Linked DNA regions of Mus musculus: region 2 is linked to region 1. Evidence: chromatin contacts called from ENCODE Hi-C or POLR2A ChIA-PET data. All regions are on one chromosome and are shown on one strand. Each heading gives the region's core, a stretch centred on a gene start or an enhancer-like site at or near the end of the contact. The rest is flanking DNA. Distances are from core to core; before and after follow the strand shown. Region 1 holds the start of Mbtps1 (membrane-bound transcription factor peptidase, site 1). Region 2 holds the start of Taf1c (TATA-box binding protein associated factor, RNA polymerase I, C).

Region 1 (3,052 bases), core at 222-2,721:
AATGGTGTTGTGACCCAGTACCCGCTTTGAACTTTCTAACAGAGGCATGGTCTTTGATACGGGAGTGTTCCTAATGGCCGGGGGTGTCTCCATTTGTCCTGTCCCTAATCAGTGGTGATCTTAACAGAAACCCAGAAAACCAAAACTTTAATTACATTTGTGGTAAAGCCATCTCTTTCCTACAGTCTGGTTAGTCCACTACTCAGCTCTGAGCACTCCTTTAGCTAAAGTCTACTGTATGCAGGCTTAATGGGTCCTTTATGACATCAACTTATTGCTCCCAGCTTCTCCTGAGCCAGCAAGGGTCTTCTAATTACTGGGCTTCAGGCATCTGAAGGACAGAAGACCTTGGGGAGAGTGTGGCGAATCAGCAGGGAGACATCAGGCCAAGAGCAAGATTCAAGTCTCAGGGCAGAGAGTGGGCAGGCAATGGGGTTGCCACAGCGAGTTTCCGGAATGATGGGTTATCCATAGGATTCTGGAACCTGGGAATAAATGCGGTCTATCCTTTTCAATGTGTGGGGCTACTGTCTCAGAACCGCCCTTTTAAAATCTCGTTTGTATGTCTGTGTAGGATTATGTATAGGCGTGCAGGTGCCCTCAGAGGCCAAAAACCTGATCCCTCCGAAGCTGAAGTTACAGTGAGCAGGTTCTGGGATGGAAACTTGGCTCCTATACAAGAGTACTGTCCCCTCTTACATGCACTCTTCTGACTGAACACCTGAGGGAAAACACAAGAGTGCTGCACAAGGTCCCCTCCATACCCTGACCTAAATCCTGGGTCCGGATCCCCTTTTCTTGAGTTTGCTCGGCTGGAGGTCCCAATGCAAAACCCAGTTTCCATACCAGGTTTGGCAGCCAAGGTGAGCTTATGAGCCTAGGACTCAGGGTTTGTCTCCTCCATCCTGTTTGCTTCAGTCACAGTCCCCGAGCACACTTAGGTTGTGCCAGGGCCAAGAGTGATCGATCCAGCTCAGTACTAAGGCTGAGAATGGGCCCGTTCTACAGGTGGCTAAATTGCTCAAGTGCGTTTTACCAGACGAAATTCACCTTGATCCTGTTTGTTCCAAATGGTAAATAGTTGGTGTTACAAACGTCCTGTTTCTCAAGATGCTGATGCACCCTCCTGGCAGCAGTAATAAACTGGGGCCATGGGAGTAGTTCAGGAGAACACATAGATTGGATAGGCGCCGTCCCACTTCAGCCGCGCAAAGGTGCTCGCACCCTTCCTGAGTTTCCAGGCCAGGAAACCTGGAGAAACCTAAACCACCAGGGTTCCCTATATATACCCAGAGAGGGCGATTTGGCCTCGCCCTCGGCTCCGCCCCTTCCCGACCCCTCCCCCAAGACCGCAAATGTCGCGAGAGCTCCGCACAGCCTCTCGCCTCGGTGCCGGGCCGTCAGGAGCGCGCACGCAGGTCGCGGGCGCGCAGAGCACGCCGGGCCGTCGTAACCCCCCCACGCCCCAGCGGCGTGGTCTCGCGAGACTTGCGAGTAAACATCCCCCGAATGGAGACCCGAGGCGTGTTCGCGGCGGAGCCGCCGTTCTCCCGGGTCCGCCGACCCCGAGCCTGAGGCGGACGCAGGTACGTTTGCCGGCGGCGGCCGAGAGCCGGACGCGCCCTAGGCTCAGCCGTCCGCTGCCCGCGCGGGGGCCGCCGGCTACCGCAGCTGCTTCCCCAGAAATTGGCCCGGAGCGGCGGCGGCGGCTGCGGCGGCCTGGCCTGCGCCTGCGCGCCGCGGTGCGCAAGCGCCGTTCGCCTCCGCAGGGCCCTGCGGTCGCGAGCCCCGGGGAACCGAGCTGCAGCTCAGTGCACATCGCGGCTCGGACTCGCATTTGCTGTAGGTGTTTTTGAGTGGCGCTTTGAAGGGACGGGAGGAGCACTTGAAGATTTCATTCTGGGATCAGCCTCGCTAGCAACCCCTAGGTTTGGAGGCGAATGAAAAAGCCGGACAGAGAAAAGCATAAAAATCTGCAAAACTAGTCGGGGGGGGAAAAAGTTAATATTTAAGACAAGGTCTGAGTAGCTCAAGCTGGCTTTGAACTCCTGATCCTCACGTCTCTGCCTGGCGCTGGGATTAAAGACGTACAGCGCCACACCACTTACCGTTATTTTTTAAACGCAAGACCGTGATTTCTATAAAGTGTCCTATGTATCACAGGGTCACTTGTATTAAGTGGTCCCGCCCTGTGACTTTGTGTCATCTTGCGGAGCAGTTCAGTCGGCACCACAGCCCGCTTTGAGAACCACTCCCCAGACTCCCGGTACCCTGCTGTGGTTAGAACCGATTTTTAGTCTGCTATTTTAGTCACCGATGGACCTGTCTCCTTAGGTTTGCTTTTTGGGAATAGTGGGTCAAGAGTCGCATGTGGCCTTTGGTGTCTTGTTTCCAGAATTCATCTATGTTGTTGCATAAACCAGTACCTTTTTTTATGGTTGTAGCGTAAGTCAGTATTTCATCTTTTACGGCTGAATGATAGTCCGTTGTTTAATAGCCCACAGTTACCCCTATTCATGTGGAATACCTTTTGCCAAGGTCTTATCTTGCAGTATGTGACACATTTGGCCACAGAGCTAATTTTTTGTGGACTTTTTGGTTTTTGTTTTTGTTTTGAGTGTAAGGGTGAAGTGGCTACTGGAACCTGCACTTTTGCTCATTAGGACTCTCCTGCAGTCTCTAAACACCCCTTATAACCAACAATTTGCTGTTACTATCTAAAAAGTGATGCGGTGTTGGCAGGCCTCCCCCTCGCCCCTCGGGAATGAAGGAGCATGTTTTCTGGTCAGATCTTGTTCATTCTTGGTGCTGTCATATGCTTTATTCTCTGACTCAGTTCTCTCTCCGATGGTCGGCAATCTTTGGACTAGGAGGACCAAAAGGGAAGTCTGTGTGTGTGTGTGTGTGTGTGTGTGTGTGTGTGTGCGCGCGCTTCCTTGATCACACTCCACCTGATTTTTTTTTTTTTTTTTTTTGAGACAGGGACTCAGTGATTCTGGAGCCTCTGATTGAGTGAGACTAAGGGGCCACTGTGTCCCAGGGGCAGTCTACC
Region 2 (3,445 bases), core at 136-2,635, 46 kb before region 1:
GTTTTGGTGGTCAACTGAATATTTGAAATTAACTGGGACCCAAACTGCTGGGCACACTTGTGAGGAAGTTTAAAAAAAATTATTTATTTATTTATTATATGCAAGTACACTGTAGCTGTCTTCAGAGGCACCAGTAGAGGGCATCAAACCCCATTACAGATGGTTGTGAGCCACCATGTGGTTGCTGGAATTTGAACTCAGGACTTTGGGAAGAGCTGTCAGTGCTCTTAACCGCTGAGCCATCTCTCCAGCCCTGTGAGGGATTTTCTTAATCAGATTATTTGAAGGAGGAAGAGCCATCCTAAATCACCTTCTGGTGGCAGCCCAGATAAAAGAAATGGAAAAAGAAACCATGATTTGTGCCTGCTGGACCTCACCCTCACCGGCAAAACCATTTATTTTATGGCATTGCTGAAGTTTTCCTTTCAGTATTCAAATCAATTTCTTTAGGATTCCAACAGAGACTGAAGCTCGGCGGCTCTTTAGGAATGGCCCAGGACTACAGCACCAGATCAGAACTGCTGAGACAACCAGCCTCGTGGACGGAACAGTACCAAATTCTCCTTGCCATTTCTGTCATAAGACAGCTATTATTGAACTACGCAGATCACAGCCTGTAAGCCGGTCTAATAAAATCTCCTCTATTCCATACTCATTCAATCAGTTCTGTTCCTTTAGAGATCCCTTAATAAACTCAGGAACACAGATTTTTCTCCCTGAATAACTTGCTCCACCATGAAGACCGATTTATGAAGTTCTGATAATTACAGGACAAAGGAAAGTCAAACCCAAAGAAGTCGTCAAACACATTGGCGGGAATGTCATGTAGGTAGGTTGCAGTGACGCAGGAGAATCTGTTCCTTGTCTCGATTCTATCTGAAGATATTCTTAGCCTCCAGGCGATGGAAAGCAAGTGGTCAGCAGAGCCACGCGTCCTAAGTTTTACGCGATAGTGTCAGGACCAAGGCAACTTACAGGCAGAGCCCAGGACTCGCTGCATGCGAGCGAGTTTGAACAGATCCCCCAAAACTCGCAGGTGCACACACAAGGAATATTAGCTTGAGAATGACAAGCTAATATTCCCTCCTGGCCCCTGTTAAAGCCACACATGCACCCAGAGGTGTCTATGAAGCGGATTCTAGGACTTGTGGGTAATAAATACAGTGCGTGGCTCATCGGAGGTGCTCACTTGTTCGTTGAGAGGATCAATTCAAGCTTCTCAACACTTTTGTGAAATAGGATGGAAATTTCATAGCTTAGGCGCCACGACCATGCATATTGGCCCTCAGCTCTGCAGGTGGCGCTGGAGGACTCGGTTAGATGATCTGGGGGCGGGACTTCCTGTTTCTCGGGCGAACTTCCGGCCTGATCCGGAAAACAGTTTAGTCTGCTCCAACAGTTGTGGGTGGCGGCGTTGAGGTTCGGCACTCTGGCTCCTTTGCGGCCCCGGGGTCAGGTGAGGCTGTTGCGGGAATGCTGAGAGCACGTGGCAGACCACGTGGCTATAGAGACTGGTCGATTACAGCGCTGAGGCTCGTCCTAGATGCTGGCCACGAGGGAGGGCGGTCCGGGAACACTTGTGGTTACTACACACCGGTTTTCAGTTCAGACTCTAAATTCAGCGCCTTCACGTCTTGTCCAGCGGGTACTAGTGCTCTGCTGGTGCTCTTATTGCGGATGTTAGATTTAATTTTTACTAAAAATGAGGGCTGACTTGACAGTTACTGCTTCTAAAGAGTTCCTGCATTTATTCAGCCCACGGGCATTTTCGGAGAAGCCTGTGTTTGGCAGTGGGGAAGCAGGAATAGTACGCAGCCCATGTCCACAGAGGGGTGGAAGAAAGTCAGCCTGCTACTGTCATGCGCAGCGCGTTGATGAACGCTCAGCCTTCATCGGCATCACTTGGTCCTCCACACTCTCCCCTTTGTATATTCTGTGGTTGCTTATCTCTTTGGCACTTTACCTGCCACGAGGCCTTTTGCGATCACTTTCTCCCCAGCCCCTCTTCCAAGGTGTGAGCAGAGATATCTGTCTGGCTGCCCTCAAGAGAGTGAGCAGTCCTTGGGCAGCCCTGCTGACGCGCTGGCATTAGGCATAGTCTGGTCTTTATCTGCTACCTTGTAGTGGTCTCCCCTACTGTGTTCTGAGAACCCTGGTGCACTGTTGAGACTCCTAATGAAGGCGTGTGTAACGTTAGATACATTCTCTCCAGGATGGACTTCCCTGGCACCCTGCGCCCTTCATTGTTTAAGGCCGGTCCACTTGGCATGACTGATGGCCCTGACCTGTCCTTCATGTGCAGCTGGAGAGATGCACTGACCCTGCCAGGGTCCCAGCCACAGAACTGCAAGGTGAGGATGGAAATAGGGTCCTTTCCTTGGTCTGTTCCTCCTCCTTGCTCACTTATTGGGAAAAGAGGTCTAGGCAGCTGCTACTTGAGCTGCGCACCGGTTGCCCTGCTGTCCAGACAGTGTCTCTCAACAGAGGCTGTGGCTCCTCTTTCCTCGCTCCCTCTCCCTGGGTTCAGCAGGTGTTTATGTGTTGGGGTCCTTACAGGCCCAGGAGCCCAGCATGAGGAAGTCAGGCAACCCCACCTAAGGGACTTCCAGTTATGGTGAGAGACTGTACACCAACGGGCAGACCTTTTATAGTGTGGCCTTGACTTGCCTGAATTAGTGGAATGCCAGGGGCAGGATTTCTGCTCTTGGGAGGTCCATCTCTAGCAGCCTTGTATTGAGTACATTGAGGAGAGCATGTCAAAGAGAGGGTGTTGGGGGAGGGGAGTTCTTGGTCCTTGGGACAAGGGTGCCCACTGAATGGCAGGACTCAGAGGAGATAGCTGAGGAAGTTGGAGCTCATTGGGTTGTGGGTAGGCAGTCATGACTTAGGCGCTTCCTTTGAAAGCTGCTGTGAATGAAGTTTAGAATTCAGTTCAGACTCTGGAGTCGGTTGCCTGGGTTCAAGTCCATGCCTGTTTGTTGCTTCTGTCACCTAGGGCGGCAGCCTCATGCTTCAGGGTTCCTCATTAGCGAAGTGACCACCTTTTCACATTTGTCCCGAGGACTGAGTTAGTTAATTGGCAGGGATTGCACACCTGTCATGTTATTGCTGCCCCGTTTCCCTAGGATCCGACCTTGTCCTTTGCCAAGAACCTACTGTGGGAGCCATCGACGCCAGGACCCCTCCCCCTCCTGATGCCTCCTGATCCTGGTAAGAGTCTCTCTCCTTTTGGGCCCCCTCCAAGGACCTCAGCCATCACACGCACAAGGGGAACCTCAGACCTCCAGGGGTATCCTGTCCCCATTCCTTCTCAGGTTCTTCTCTGATCTCCTTCTCCCCTTAGATCCCTGGGACCCTGGTGTGACAGCTCAGGACTTCCTTTTCCGGGGAGGTCACTGCTACCAGTACCAGTCTCAGGCTGTGCTGGATGTCACTGAGCAGGTAA

The links. Hi-C counts contacts between places; a loop is a spot of excess contacts on that map. ChIA-PET counts read pairs that join two places held with the same protein, here RNA polymerase II (POLR2A).
Region 2: a loop to region 1 is called in a map of gastrocnemius, with 10 times the contacts of the local background. The contact joins the promoter of Taf1c here to the promoter of Mbtps1 in region 1. A Hi-C loop is called at or near these places in 10 of 37 maps with a recorded cell type or tissue (CH12.LX, T-helper 2 cell, gastrocnemius and 4 more). POLR2A ChIA-PET finds 5 or more read pairs at or near these places in 4 of 5 experiments (Patski and embryonic stem cell).

The regions. Positions count from the first base shown.
Region 1 is chr8:119,557,180-119,560,231 of GRCm38, reverse strand. Mbtps1 (membrane-bound transcription factor peptidase, site 1) reads left to right here and starts at 1,471. Exons shown (of 23, transcript NM_001167910.1): 1 at 1,471-1,586.
Region 2 is chr8:119,603,146-119,606,590 of GRCm38, reverse strand. Taf1c (TATA-box binding protein associated factor, RNA polymerase I, C) reads left to right here and starts at 1,385. Exons shown (of 15, transcript NM_021441.3): 1 at 1,385-1,456; 2 at 2,213-2,351; 3 at 3,126-3,210; 4 at 3,344-3,441. The coding sequence starts at 2,214.